Linked DNA regions of Homo sapiens: region 2 is linked to region 1. Evidence: chromatin contacts called from ENCODE Hi-C or POLR2A ChIA-PET data. All regions are on one chromosome and are shown on one strand. Each heading gives the region's core, a stretch centred on a gene start or an enhancer-like site at or near the end of the contact. The rest is flanking DNA. Distances are from core to core; before and after follow the strand shown.

What was found. A loop is a pair of places that touch in the nucleus more often than their neighbours do. ChIA-PET counts read pairs that join two places held with the same protein, here RNA polymerase II (POLR2A). Pooled maps may share reads with other maps.
Region 2: a loop to region 1 is called in a pooled map, with 4 times the contacts of the local background. The contact joins the promoter of PPM1J-DT here to the enhancer-like site in region 1. A Hi-C loop is called at or near these places in 7 of 50 pooled maps. POLR2A ChIA-PET finds 5 or more read pairs at or near these places in 2 of 52 experiments (H1 and MCF 10A).

The regions. Positions count from the first base shown.
Region 1 is chr1:112,903,008-112,909,516 of GRCh38, reverse strand. All of the region lies in intron 1 of LOC124904342 (a long non-coding RNA gene), which reads right to left. Among named protein-coding and RNA genes, the nearest start is that of MIR11399, 24 kb to the right of the region's middle. RefSeq lists enhancers at 2,794-3,353, 5,156-5,450, 5,357-6,288, 6,289-6,509. Within about 2 kb of position 4,421, at least 10 of the 41 ENCODE cell types and tissues checked have a DNase peak (open chromatin) inside an H3K27ac peak, as active enhancers do.
Region 2 is chr1:112,712,194-112,718,491 of GRCh38, reverse strand. It overlaps PPM1J-DT (PPM1J divergent transcript), which reads right to left and starts at 2,881. Exons shown (of 2, transcript XR_947714.4): 1 at 2,729-2,881; 2 at 696-2,041. It overlaps PPM1J (protein phosphatase, Mg2+/Mn2+ dependent 1J), which reads left to right and starts at 3,160. Exons shown (of 10, transcript NM_005167.7): 1 at 3,160-3,516; 2 at 4,881-4,995; 3 at 5,461-5,748; 4 at 6,035-6,147. The coding sequence starts at 3,191. RefSeq lists enhancers at 2,811-3,105, 4,070-4,129 and a silencer at 2,820-3,609.

The sequences.
Region 1 (6,509 bases), core at 3,172-5,671:
CATATATACCGGCTTTTCACGTAAGATGGATTTGAATATCAAAGTCCTTAGTCTTTCTACTCTAATACCACAGTCCCCTCCATAGGGAAAAGATGCCGTACTAGTAGCAGATAAACTTTTTTCCCCTCAATAACTAATGATTCTATAAGAGAAGAAATAAAACTAGTAAATAATCTTGGCTAAAGTCCTTTATCCCTAGCAATGTATTTAAATGCAAATGGAAAGGTTGATGAAATATCTATTTTCCCTACTACATCATGACAGTTTAAATGATAAATTATTACCTATTGGTGGCTGAGTAAATTGGTATAACATTTTGGGAAGGCAATATTGTAAGATGTATCAAGCACGAGGAACTCGTTTTTCCTAAAAATTTCAGATTTTGAAATTTTTCTAAGAAAGTTTTTGCCTGTCTTTGAAATTGTCAATTTCTTTGAAAAATTCTTACGTTGGGTATCAGTGTTTTTTTTTGTTTTTTGTTTTTGTTTTTGTTTTGTTTTGTTTTGTTTTGTTTTGTTTGGAGACAGGGTCTCACTCTGTTGCCCAGGCTGGAATGAGGTGGCACTATCAGTCACTGCTCACTGCAGCCTCAACCTTTCAGGGTCAAGCAATCCACCCACTTCAGCCTCCCAAGTAGCTGGGATTAACTATAACTTTTTTGTGTGTGTGAGATGGTGTCTTGCTCTGTCACCCAGGCTGGAGTGCAGTGGCGCAATCTCAGCTCTCTGCCTCCCGGGTTCAAGCAATTGTCCTTTCTCAGCCTCCTGAGTACCTGGGATTACAGGCACATGCCACCACACCCAGCTAATTTTGTATTTTTTTAGTAGAGAAAGGATTTCACCATGTTGGCCAGGCTGATCTCGAACTCCTGACCTCATAACTATAACTTTTATAGAGACTGGATCTTACTGTGTTGCTTAGGCTGGTCTCCAACTCTTGAATTCAAGCAATCCTCCTGCCTGGGCCTCCCAAAGTGTTGGGATTGCAGACATGAGCCACTGCACCTGGCCTTAATAAGTAGTTAGATGGATATGGTTATGAAGTCCCTTTGATACAAAAACGGCATAATATTAAGTGAAAAAACACAAACTAGGCCTGATGTGGTGGCTCACGCCTGTAATTCCAGCTCTTTGGGAGGCCAAGGCAGGCAGATCACCTGAGGTCAGGAGTTCCAGACCAGCCTGACCAACATGGAGAAACCCTGTCTCTATAAAAATACAAAATTAGCCGGGTGTGGTGGTGCATGCCTGTAATCCCAGCTACTCAGAGGGCTGGGGCAGGAGAATCGCTTGAACCCGGGAGGTGGAGGTTGTGGTAAGCCAAGATCATGCCATTGCACTCCAGCCTGGGCAACAAGAGTGAAACTCTGTCTCAAAAAAAAAAAAAAACCTAGTATGATATGTGTAGATATATATGCCTAATACATACATACACAAGCACAGGGAAAAAGAAAATGCACATATATACCAATCATAATTTTGTTAGTGTGGTAAAATTAGGTGACTGTTTTCTATGTTTTTTCCATATTCAGAATTTTCTTAATACGATGGTTACTTTTATACTAAAAGAAAACAACATACCATATACTACTGGTTTACAGAAAGAAAAAACTATGCATGTGATCTAGAAGAGTTCTAGCAAGAGACACTTGATTCCTAAGAAAATCAAGCTAATTGTTATAAGCACATTACTTTTTCTGCTTCTCCAAGAGTTGCATTCTGGTGAAAGAGAGGTGAGTGTGACATGGAACTCAAGAGCACAATAGTCTTGCATCACTATTTTGCTGGTGCTGGACCAAAGCTGTGAAGTGTAGAGTCCACAGGCCACCAGTGCTGGCCACCTGTGCCTTCTTCTTGCAGGCAGTGCTCTTGGAGACAGCATTCCTGTGGTTCCTTTCTAATCATCATTCAGCTGCAAGTATTTACCTCAGGAAGCCAGAGTGTTCAGCTCTCAGCCGCTCACCCACATCACAGTGTTGTGTTGTTCTTGAGCGTTATCTTATTGAGATCAGCATCAGAAAAAAGAAAATACAAGGCCAGCCATGGTGGCTCTTGTCTGTAATCCCAGCACTTTGGGAGGCCAAGGCGGGCGGATCACCCGAGATCGGGAGTTCGAGACCAGCCTGACCAACATTCAGAAACCCCATCTCTACTAAAAATACAAAATTAGTCAGGCATGGTGGCGCATGCCTATAATCCCAGCTACTAGGGAGGCTGAGGCAGGAGAATCGCTTGAACCCAGGAGGCAGAGGTTGTGGTGAGATCACGCCATTCCACTCCAGCCTGGGCAACAAGAGTGAAACTCCATCGCAAAAAAAAAAAAAGAAAAGAAAAAGAAAAAATATAGTGATAGACAAAAAGAGGTGGAATTTGCTTGTCCACGTGGCTATCGTTTGTTCATTCACCAACAGATATTTATTGGACACTTAGTATATCCCAGGCATTGTTCCAGACTTTGAGAATCCAGCAGTGAATAAAACAAATGATATGTTTTCACAAGTATCTTACATTCTAGTAGGGAAAAATAGATGATGAACAGTAAGTTATTAAGAAAACAGTAGTTTTCAGAATAGAGCAATGGATATAAAATCAGCCTTCATTCATTCACCCTAACTATTTTTTGTAGCATGTATGTTTTGTGCCTGGCTCCATTAGCTGGATAGAGGGCATAATGCAGTGAACAAAATATAGTTCCTAGCACCCACAGCTTCTAGTGTAGTGGGGAAGATATGTAGTAACTTCTGTGGTGTGGTAACACATGGCAAAACCTAATCCAATCTTGGGAGAGCATAAAAAATCAAAAATTATGTTTTTGAGCAAGTTAATCTATCTGATCTTTGATAAACATGATAAAATTATTTTGAGGATTACATGTGAAAGTACACAGCACACCATTGAGCACATAGTAACATTAATATATTAAGTGCATAGTCATTGTAAAAATCTGAATCTCCTTGAACATTCTGCAATGCAGTGTAGCAAGTATCAGTTAGGTCATCAACCAGAACAACAATGAATAAAGAACAGCTAGTGATTGTATAGCTCATCCAATTTTACAAAGGCCTTTCAAATATATTCTATCATCTGATCCTGCAAAATCCTAGGGAAGTGAGTATAATTAAAGATACTGACTCTTTATCTGGGCCTTCATCTTGGCGGGTTATCCTCCCCTGCTGTCAGGGAGCACAAAGCGGGACTGCAGACAGCTTAACTGCTAGAGCTGAAGGTTGTGCTGGATGGAAGCTTTGGAATCATACAAGAATGCAAGAGACCAAATCCTGGGTGAACCTGAGGGGGAATAATGGCTAAACCAATCCCTGAGTTCTGCACCAAAATGTGTAAAATGGTTCCTGTCCCCACAAATTTACAATCTGATTCTGTCCCTTGGCTTCAAAATGCATAATGTGATGTTTTTTTCACTTGTGGATTTCCTTTCCTAATATGCTTTACTGATTCCAGAATTAAAACTTTGCATTTCCTGAGCTTACTCTGGCCAGATCCCAAGAGGAAGTGGCCAGAAGCCATTAAGAGGGCCAGGAGGGGAACTGGACCGGGATTAAAAGTCACCTGGTGTGCTGACAATCTGTATGTGCGTAATTGTCAACAGAAGGTTTAAATGGTTATAGTCTTTGTGATTTATCTTTCTTTTCCTTTCTCAACACCCTTTTTTGTCTCCCGCTTCTAACCACCTTGAGGCCAAAAAAGAAAAAAAAAAAAGGCCTGGGTACTTTGGTCAGGCTCTATTTGTATATGCTTTTTAGAATGGGTGTTGTACAAACTTGATATCAATGCTTTTCGCTTTAAATTTCAAGTACTATCTCAGTTCTTACATGCTAAGAATGAGTAACCAGGCCTGCAGTAGGTTTTCTGAGCTAGGTACTTTGATGGGGCTCTCCCTGTGCACTAGCCCCTCCTTCCCACCCTTTCCTACCCCCGACATGCCACAGTTGCCAAATCCTGTAGATTCAGCTAGCTTACTGTTTCTCCTTTCCATCCCCTCCTCTTCGTTTTTCTTGCTATTGGCTTAGTTTCCAACAGCTTCCCTCTTTTCTCACTCACCACTTCGGATCGAGCCTCAACAGTGCTGCCAAAATAATTTTTCTAGAAGGGCCAAATTTCTCCATGTTTTGTTTTGTTTTAACAACAATTTAAAAAAAGCCTATACCTCTTTTATAACTACAAACAAAAGCAATAAAGATAAAAATAATACAACTCAATCTAATCATGTCTTTTTTTTCTGCTTAAAATACTGTAGTTTGAGGATAAAGTCCAAACTCCTTGGCTTCTGGCCTCACAGAGCTCTCCGTGATTTCCTTCCTCTGTGAAGGAAACTCCTGAAGTTTCCTTCAGCCTTATCTCTTACCACTCCTCAGCCCACACCCTGCTCTCCAGGCCAACTGCATTTCTTAGGGCTGACCTGTACCTGAAAGCCCCGCCCTTCTTTTCCCTCTGCACCAACACCTTATCCTCCGAAATTTGGAAGCCTTACCTGATCCCACAATTTCATTTCAATTGCCCTCTTGACTGAAGTGCAGTTACAATGCAAGTCTTTCAAATCTCAGGTCTCAAATCTCAGGCCACTTACTAGCTCTGGGTCCTTAGGAAAGTTACTTAATCTCTAGGCCTTGGTTTCCAGATCTGTAAAATGGAACTAATAATAGAACTTAACTTACAGGGTCGCCATGATGATTAAATCTATAAAACCCTTAGCATAGTGCCTGACATGGAATAAATGCTCACTGTGTATTAATTTTGCTTACTCTTTCACAGATACCACTATTAAAGAATAGTTTTCAAAATGATAAAAGCATAACTCACACAGAGAATGAACATACATTTATTTAAATCATGAATTAAGGAGGAAACTAGTAGGATTTTATAACTGTTTAAAATGGAATTTTACTTATAAAACTGCCTTTGCCAAATTATGACTGAGACAGCCAAAGAGATCTAACTTAACAGACTCCATCTTGCTTCTAACCTCCAAGCTGTCCTTGTTCATTCCTGGGTATAGGCCGAACTAACTTTGGGAGAAGCTTAGTTTATAGTTTAAACAAAGACAGCTCTTTCCCAAAGCAGACCTCCTTTTTGCCTGGGGACTAGATTGCCTTTGTAGGACTAACATTAGCCACAAGATTAGAAATTGTGGTTTAGGAGTCATGCAGCTGGAGGCTACAAGATTCTGACCCTTCCTAAACTGCTCCTAAGATCAGTGCTTGAGATATTTTGCAGACTCGGCACTTGATGGATCATCTGGCACCACCCAATTGAAAAACTGGCTCAACTGATCTTGTAGCCCCCACCCAGGAAGTGACTCAGTGCAAGAAGACAGCTCCGACTCCCTACGATTTCATCTCTGACAAATCAGCACTCCTGGCTCACTGGCTTTCCCCCACCCACCAAGTTATCGTTAAAAATTCTGCTCCCTGAATACTTGGGGAGACTGATTTGAGTAATAATAAAACTCTGGTCTCCAACACAGCTGGCTCTGTGTAAATTACTCTTTCTCTATTGCAATTCCTCTGTCTTGATGAATGCTCTGTCTAGGCAGAGGGCAAGGTGAACCCCTTGGGCGGTTTGTTCTGTACTGGACAAAATGTATTTAGTTGCATTGCCATGAACAGAGTTGTTTGCATCCTGCATCCAGCTCTAGACAGAAAACATCTACACCATCATCAGGCCTCCCCATTAACCTTCATTTCTACAGAGTTATAAAACAGTCCAGCACTTTTGTAGGGTAGAATTGTAACACACATCATTCCATTGAAAGACACCCAGTCATTACTTGCCCATTTAAAAGTCTTTCACAATTTTTCCTAGCACTGCAGTGCATTGTACATGTTAGTTTGCTCTTCTAAATCCCTACGAAACTGTGAACTTCTTGAGATGAGAGGGAACCACACACAAAGTATGCCATGTGATTTTAGGGCCTGGGGAAGCTTCTGCAGGAAGTGGCATTTCAACCAGGTAGAGAAAAATAGTGCTGCATTTCTCCTGGAGAAAAGCATCCAGAGAAAGCTATGTAGGAACCATGGTAGAACTGACAGCCAAGCATTGTTAAACACAGACTGTGTGCCAGGCCCTGGGCTAGGTTAAGATAAAAAGCTGAATAAAGCCTGGTCTGTATTTTTAAGAAGCTTTAAATCTGTTGGTGGCATGAAAAGGAAATCAGTGCTTACAACATAGCATGATGAGGACCCTAAAAGTCCACAGGCCAAATTTCGGAGACTGAAGTGAACAAAGGCAGAGTGTTTCCCAAGCCCAAGTCTGATGAAGGGCAGAAAACAGAGGAGATCCCAGTGGGCCTGTGGGCTACTGAATAGGAAAAGCAAATTATTTTTCTCTATACTCACACTGAACATAGAACACTCCTGTGATCAAATGTGTAGGGATTTTTCTCCACATCAAGCAATTCTCCAATTTTCTGCAGACACCGAGAGTCTTACAACTAAACTCAATTCTGATACTATCTACCTAGGTATAGTGTCAGATCACACAGATTAAGGACTC
Region 2 (6,298 bases), core at 1,632-4,131, 190 kb after region 1:
TAGGGACTGCTGTATTGGACAGAGCAGATGTAGAACATTCCCGTCAGTGCACAAAGTTCTGTTCAGCAGCACTCTTCTAGAATGATATTTAGGAGGGAATAGTAAATATCTCTTCCTCTCCCAGGAGTGGTGCTCTCAGGGGCTGGGAGGGCTAGAGGAAGTATGAGGGTGTGGGCATTAGGCAGGAGGACAGTAGTAGGCTATGAATGGTCCCTATGGATGTTAAGTGTGAATACCAACATGGGAACCAAATTCTGAGACCTAGTTTCTTGTTTCTCTTTCTTTCTTCCTTCCTTCCTTCTCTTTCTTTCATTCTTTTTCTTTTCTTTTTTATTTATTTATTTTTTGGGGACAGGATCTCATCACTCTGTCACCCAGATCTTGGTTCATTGTAATCTCCACCTCCTGGGATCAAATGATCCTCCCATGTCAGCCACCTGAGTAGCTGGGACTATAGGGGTAGTCTGTAGTGCACTACCAAGCCAGGGTTAATTTTCTGTATTTTTTGTAGAGACAGGGTTTTGCTATGTTGCCCAGGCTGGTCTTGAACTCCTGGACTCAACTGATCCATCCACCATGGCCTCTCAAAGTGCTGGGATTACAGGTGTGAGCCACCACTCCTGGCCTGAGACCCAGTTTCTTTATCAGAAAAATTGTAATGTAATTAATTGCAACTGAATAATTCTTTACAGAGATCTGTTTTGGATGCGAATGTATTAGACAAATGAGAGGAAGTGGTGTTCTGTGAATTTGAAGGGACTTTCCTCTTAGTTTAAGAGGCCTTTGGGTTTAGGGTGATGTGAAGGGGAGAGACAAGGCAGAAGATGACCAGTTCTGGGCCCTGAGCCACCACTGTGGCCTGAGATAAAGGGGCCTGTCTTGAGGCTGTCCAGTCCCCCTCCTTGGTTCAAGCTTCACACTCCCCCAGCAGGGCCAGCCACTAAGCAGAGTCTCACTCTTCACAGAGAAAAACATCCCACAAGTCTGCTTCTTCATACCCCATCCCCTTTTCTCTCTCACTTTCCGCTGCCTCAGGGATGAGTAGAGGTGATGACCTCACCAGGTTCTGGGGCAGTCTGAGGATGGAGGAGGCATAATGGTGCCAGGAATAGGAGGTGAGAGGTTCAGGGAGGAGGAGCCTTAGGATTAGGCCATGGCTGGGGGCTGTTCTGGAGCCCCAGGGAGCTGTTATTCTCCCTGCTGATCATCTGGTGCTGGGGCTGGGGGGGTCTCTTGGCTTAGCTTTGCGGACAGCTTGCAGCCACACCATGGTGGGTGCTAGAAAGGGCAGGGAATAGGGAGCTGGGTGACACGAAGAAGTGGTAAGTAAACTGTCCCAGAAACACTGAATAATAAAAACAACCAGGAGTTATATTTGTTTCTTCAGTTGCTGGCTTGCTGCTGCTGTTATTTATCTGAGAGTTGGTTCCAGTTTTTCTCAAATAGCAGGGGAAAACCTATAGAAGCAGCCTGTTCTTTGTCCCCGTCTTCTTTTGCTGCTCTATTTGCCTTGGGGTCTGTTTTTTTTCTCTCCTGTGACTTCTTTTCCTCTGTCTCTCTCTGCCTAAAGCTCAGGTGTAACAAAGCAGGCATAGTAAGTCTACCAACCTGAAGGACCACTGTGGGATCTTTATTTGGAAGCTGCCAAGAAAGTCATCCCTTCTGGGGACACAGTTTAGCCTGGGGAACAAAGTGGTATGTGGTCAGGAAGCACCTGGCCGACAGAGCCCAGAAAAGTTCCAGCCGTGAACTGGGTGCCGTAGTCCCTGATGGCTACTTCCAACTTGCTTGAGGGCCACAACGGCGTTGTCCCCATTTGAGATGTGTGGATGGGTGGTGTCTGTGGATACCTAGCGATCAACTTTCTGATAGGAGGTTTAGAGACAGAGCTCTTGTGGCATCAGGTCAGTACCACCCTCTCCCAGAGGGGAGAAGTTAGGAAGAACGGGCAGCCAACCAGGCATTGGGCTCTGTCCTGGTCTTCCAGTGAGTGTGCTTTTACTCTTCTTAGGCAAGGGCTTAGCCTGGCCTCTGTCTCCCCCTGGCGGTAGACACAGAACTTGCTCAGCATTCCCGGACTGCTCTCAGCCCTGGCCCTAAGAGAAGGATGGGAGGGGAGGAACCCCCACTCCTCTCTCTGCCATTGATCTCCTTTCTAGCCCTTCCTCCCTGATCCGGAGAAGTAAGCTTGGTTCTTAAGACAGAGCAGGTTTGAATGTCAGGAGGCCGACATAGGTGTGAATCTTTCACTTGACCGTGTGACCTCCTGGGGCAAGTCACGGTAAAATGACAGGAAGCGTCCCGTCCTGCCTCATCCGTGAAACTGACAGAAAAAAAACCATCTTGAAGGATTGGTGTGCAGTATAAATAACCTAATACTGTATGGAACGTGCTTTGTAAAGGGTCTAGTATGCAGTACTTCTTCAATAAATAGTATTTGTTATGTTGTTATTATCCTATTAATAGCTTGTCCTGCTGTGGTCAGGGAAGGTCTGCATTGTGGGAAAGACCTGGGTTCTGAGAGAGAAAGGAGGGTGGGAGTAGCAACCGCTCTCCCAGATCTAGAGGTGGTCTTCACGGGGAACAGCGCATCAGGAGCCCAGGAATCTACCCCGGCTCCTGATTCCGGGGTGGTCGGCTGCAGCCTGCGTCATTAATCCCGCAACCCCACCCGGTACCAGCTTGCCCGCTCTCGCTCCAGCAGCCCCATCCAGAGGTGGTGTCACACCTGGCGCCTCATACCCAGCGGCTCCCAAGCGCCTGTTTTGCTCTGAGGTCATTAGCTCCATGGCTCTCTGGGCTGGCTGGCCACACCGAACCGAGAGCGAGGAGACCGCACCCCCTTGTCCCTCAGCCCCCGTCACAATGGAGACATTCTAGCTGTGTCTAATCTAGCGCACGGCTGAAATAAGGTTTCCTTCTCTCCGCCCCCTTCCCACAGCAACAGAACCTACCCCTAAGAAACGGAGGCGGGGCCAAGCCGGAATGGGGCGGGGCAGAGGCCGGGGACCCGTGGGCCGGTTCCTGGGGTGGCCCAGAGCAAGGGCAAGTTTCGCCCGGGACCCGCCCAGCTGGCCGGGAGCCAGTAGCAGGGAAGGGCCGGCTGGCGCGAGCACCGCCCACGCGGAGCCATGGGGGCGGGGCCTGGGCGGGGGCGGGGCCGCGGCCGAGGGCGGGGCAGGGAGGCAGCATGCTAAACCGGGTGCGCTCGGCCGTGGCGCACCTGGTGAGCTCCGGGGGCGCTCCGCCTCCGCGCCCCAAATCCCCGGACCTGCCCAACGCCGCCTCGGCGCCGCCCGCCGCCGCTCCAGAAGCGCCCAGGAGCCCTCCCGCGAAGGCTGGGAGCGGGAGCGCGACGCCCGCGAAGGCTGTTGAGGCTCGAGCGAGCTTCTCCAGACCGACCTTTCTGCAGCTGAGCCCCGGGGGGCTGCGACGCGCCGATGACCACGCGGGCCGGGCTGTGCAAAGCCCCCCGGACACGGGCCGCCGCCTGCCCTGGAGCACAGGCTACGCCGAGTGAGCGCCCCCTGGGGCACCCAAACCAGGATGGGGCTCCCACCCCTCTCCCCAGCTCCGCATCCCCGGCGCTAGGACGCGTTCCCCACGCCGCGTCCGGGCCAGGAGCTCCCTTTTCCGTGGACCTTTGCTATCCTCTGGTCTTCGGGCCGCACCCCCTCCCAACCCATTTTCCAGTGGGGGGCAGCCTGTGTCACCTTCTTCACGTCCTTCCCGCTCATTGACTGCCCTCGCCCACGCCGCCTCAGGACCCTGTTCTGCCCCAGAGCCCGGAGGGCGGAGAGCCCGGCGAAGGATGAGTTGGCCAGTTCCCCGTCGCGGCCCGGCAGCTTAAAGGCTAAGGGAAAAGGGGTTTCACGAAGGAGCGGGGTTCTTTTTAATAGGGGACATAGCGGTTGGGAAGACTCGCTCACCCGCTTCCCGGCTCCAGCGCCCCAGTTCCCTGTCCCTCTTACCGTAGTTCCCCTCCCCCTCCACACCCAGAAATAGCCCGCGACACCAGGAGGCCGCCAGCTTCCCCAGGAGCGGGGAGGGGGACGCCCGGGGTAGAGGAGGGTCCCATTTAGATGCCCTTCAGCCTGCCAACTCGTGCTGGCCTGGCAAAGAAGCGGACCCCCTGCCCGGAGCGGCCGGCTGGCCCCCGGGCTGTGTGTATTTTAAATGCATCTGCCGGGAACGCAGAGCACCGAGGGAGATGGGGGCGCTCAGTTCGCTGAGGAAGGTGGCTGGTGGCCCATGGACCCACCACCACCTCCCTTAGCCTCCTGTGTGGGAGGAGTTTATGGGTATGTGGCTCCTGCCCAGTCCAGGTGGGCTTTCACTTCTACTCTATTTCAGTTCCTCTTTCCCGATCTGGGCTGGAGAGCTTCCTCATTGTTAAGGCAGCAGAAACTTTCGCTGGATGGTTTTAGGATAAGGGTGGGTGTGCCCATGAGGATGAGGTGCTGGGGACAAGGCACTGGGAGAGTTGATAGTGGTTGAGGGTGGGATGTAGGGTCTAGCTAGCAGGGAAGTAAAACTTCTGCTACCAACTAGCCCCTCCCCCAGAAGCACCACTAGGAATGCCTTTTTCTTTTTTCTTTTTTTTTTGCCAGGGATGGGGGAAGTGAGGCAGGCAGGGGACATAGCGGTTGGCCAGAAGCTCCTGCTGGCCTTTCTGTGAAGTGGTAGGGCTGGCCACCCAAACAGTACTCCTTACACCTTGCCAGCCCTCCCTTCTCCTCCTCCCTCTGGCCTGGATCCCAGGTGGCTGTGACCTTTCTCAGCTTGGCCAGCGGGCGCAGGAGACGGTGTGTGTCTAAGGTGGGGGTTATTCCAGGACCTGGTCTGGTGTCCAACCTGATGTGGTCATTCTGGCCTGGCAGGGTCATCAATGCTGGCAAGAGTCGGCACAATGAGGACCAGGCTTGCTGTGAAGTGGTGTATGTGGAAGGTCGGAGGAGTGTTACAGGAGTACCTAGGGAGCCTAGCCGAGGCCAGGTAAGACCCATCCCCTTTCCCAGAGACACAGTGACACCTCTCCCCAGGGACTCAGGCCTCTGGTTTTAAATCTGAGCCATGCGGAAGACCTGATGAACTCACTGGCTATCTACCTTCTGGCACAGAACCTTTACCTGGTATTCATCAGTTAGATTCTACCATGTAAGCATGAATGTTACTTTCCCACCTAAAATGTAGAGGCTCACATATTTATGGATGATTTAATTGCCAGTGCTGAGTTTTGGATCTGTTATCCTCTGAGTTTGGGTTTTTGAGCCTTTCCTTTCTCTTGACACATACGAAGCCTTATGTGAATAAACCTAATTTGCCTTCAGTAGCAAACACTGACCTCTCAGATGTTTGTATGGATGCCCAGAGTCTTGTTATTCACCTTGCATAACACACACACACACACACACACACACACACACAAACAAAACTCACCTCCAACTTTTCCTCCACCAGGGACTCTGCTTCTACTACTGGGGCCTATTTGATGGGCATGCAGGGGGCGGAGCTGCTGAAATGGCCTCACGGCTCCTGCATCGCCATATCCGAGAGCAGCTAAAGGACCTGGTAGAGATACTTCAGGACCCTTCGCCACCACCCCTCTGCCTCCCAACCACTCCGGGGACCCCAGATTCCTCCGATCCCTCTCACTTGCTTGGCCCTCAGTCCTGCTGGTCTTCACAGAAGGAAGTGAGCCACGAGAGCCTGGTAGTGGGGGCCGTTGAGAATGCCTTCCAGCTCATGGTGAGTGGGTGACCTGGGCCAAGAGCCTGCTAGGCAACCACTCTGGCCAACTCTGTGTGGAAGCCAGAGGGGGTTACCCTGAGAACCCACAACACCTTTGAGAGCCTGAGCAGAGCTTGGTTCAGAGGGGAGGGAGAAGGGGCAGTTACACCCCAGTCTTCCCTCCTGTCTTCCAGTGTAGCCTGGCTGGGCCAGTTGATTTCTACGGGTGGAGGGGGTAGGGGGAGGGTGACTGTGTGCTGGAACCTCTCCTTCTACCCACCTCTGACCCTTCCTTATGTGGCAGGATGAGCAGATGGCCCGGGAGCGGCGTGGCCACCAAGTGGAGGGGGGCTGCTGTGCACTGGTTGTGATCTACCTGCTAGGCAAGGTGTACGTGGCCAATGCAGGCGATAGCAGGTATGGGGGAGGGGGCTCCAAGGTGGCGACAGAGGGCCACACTCTCTGAGTTGGGGGAATACAGGAGAGTAAGGTGGCAGGGGTTAAAAATCAAGATTGGAGGGAGTCAAGAGGGGTGACAGACATAAGGAGTGGCCTGAAATATCCATTG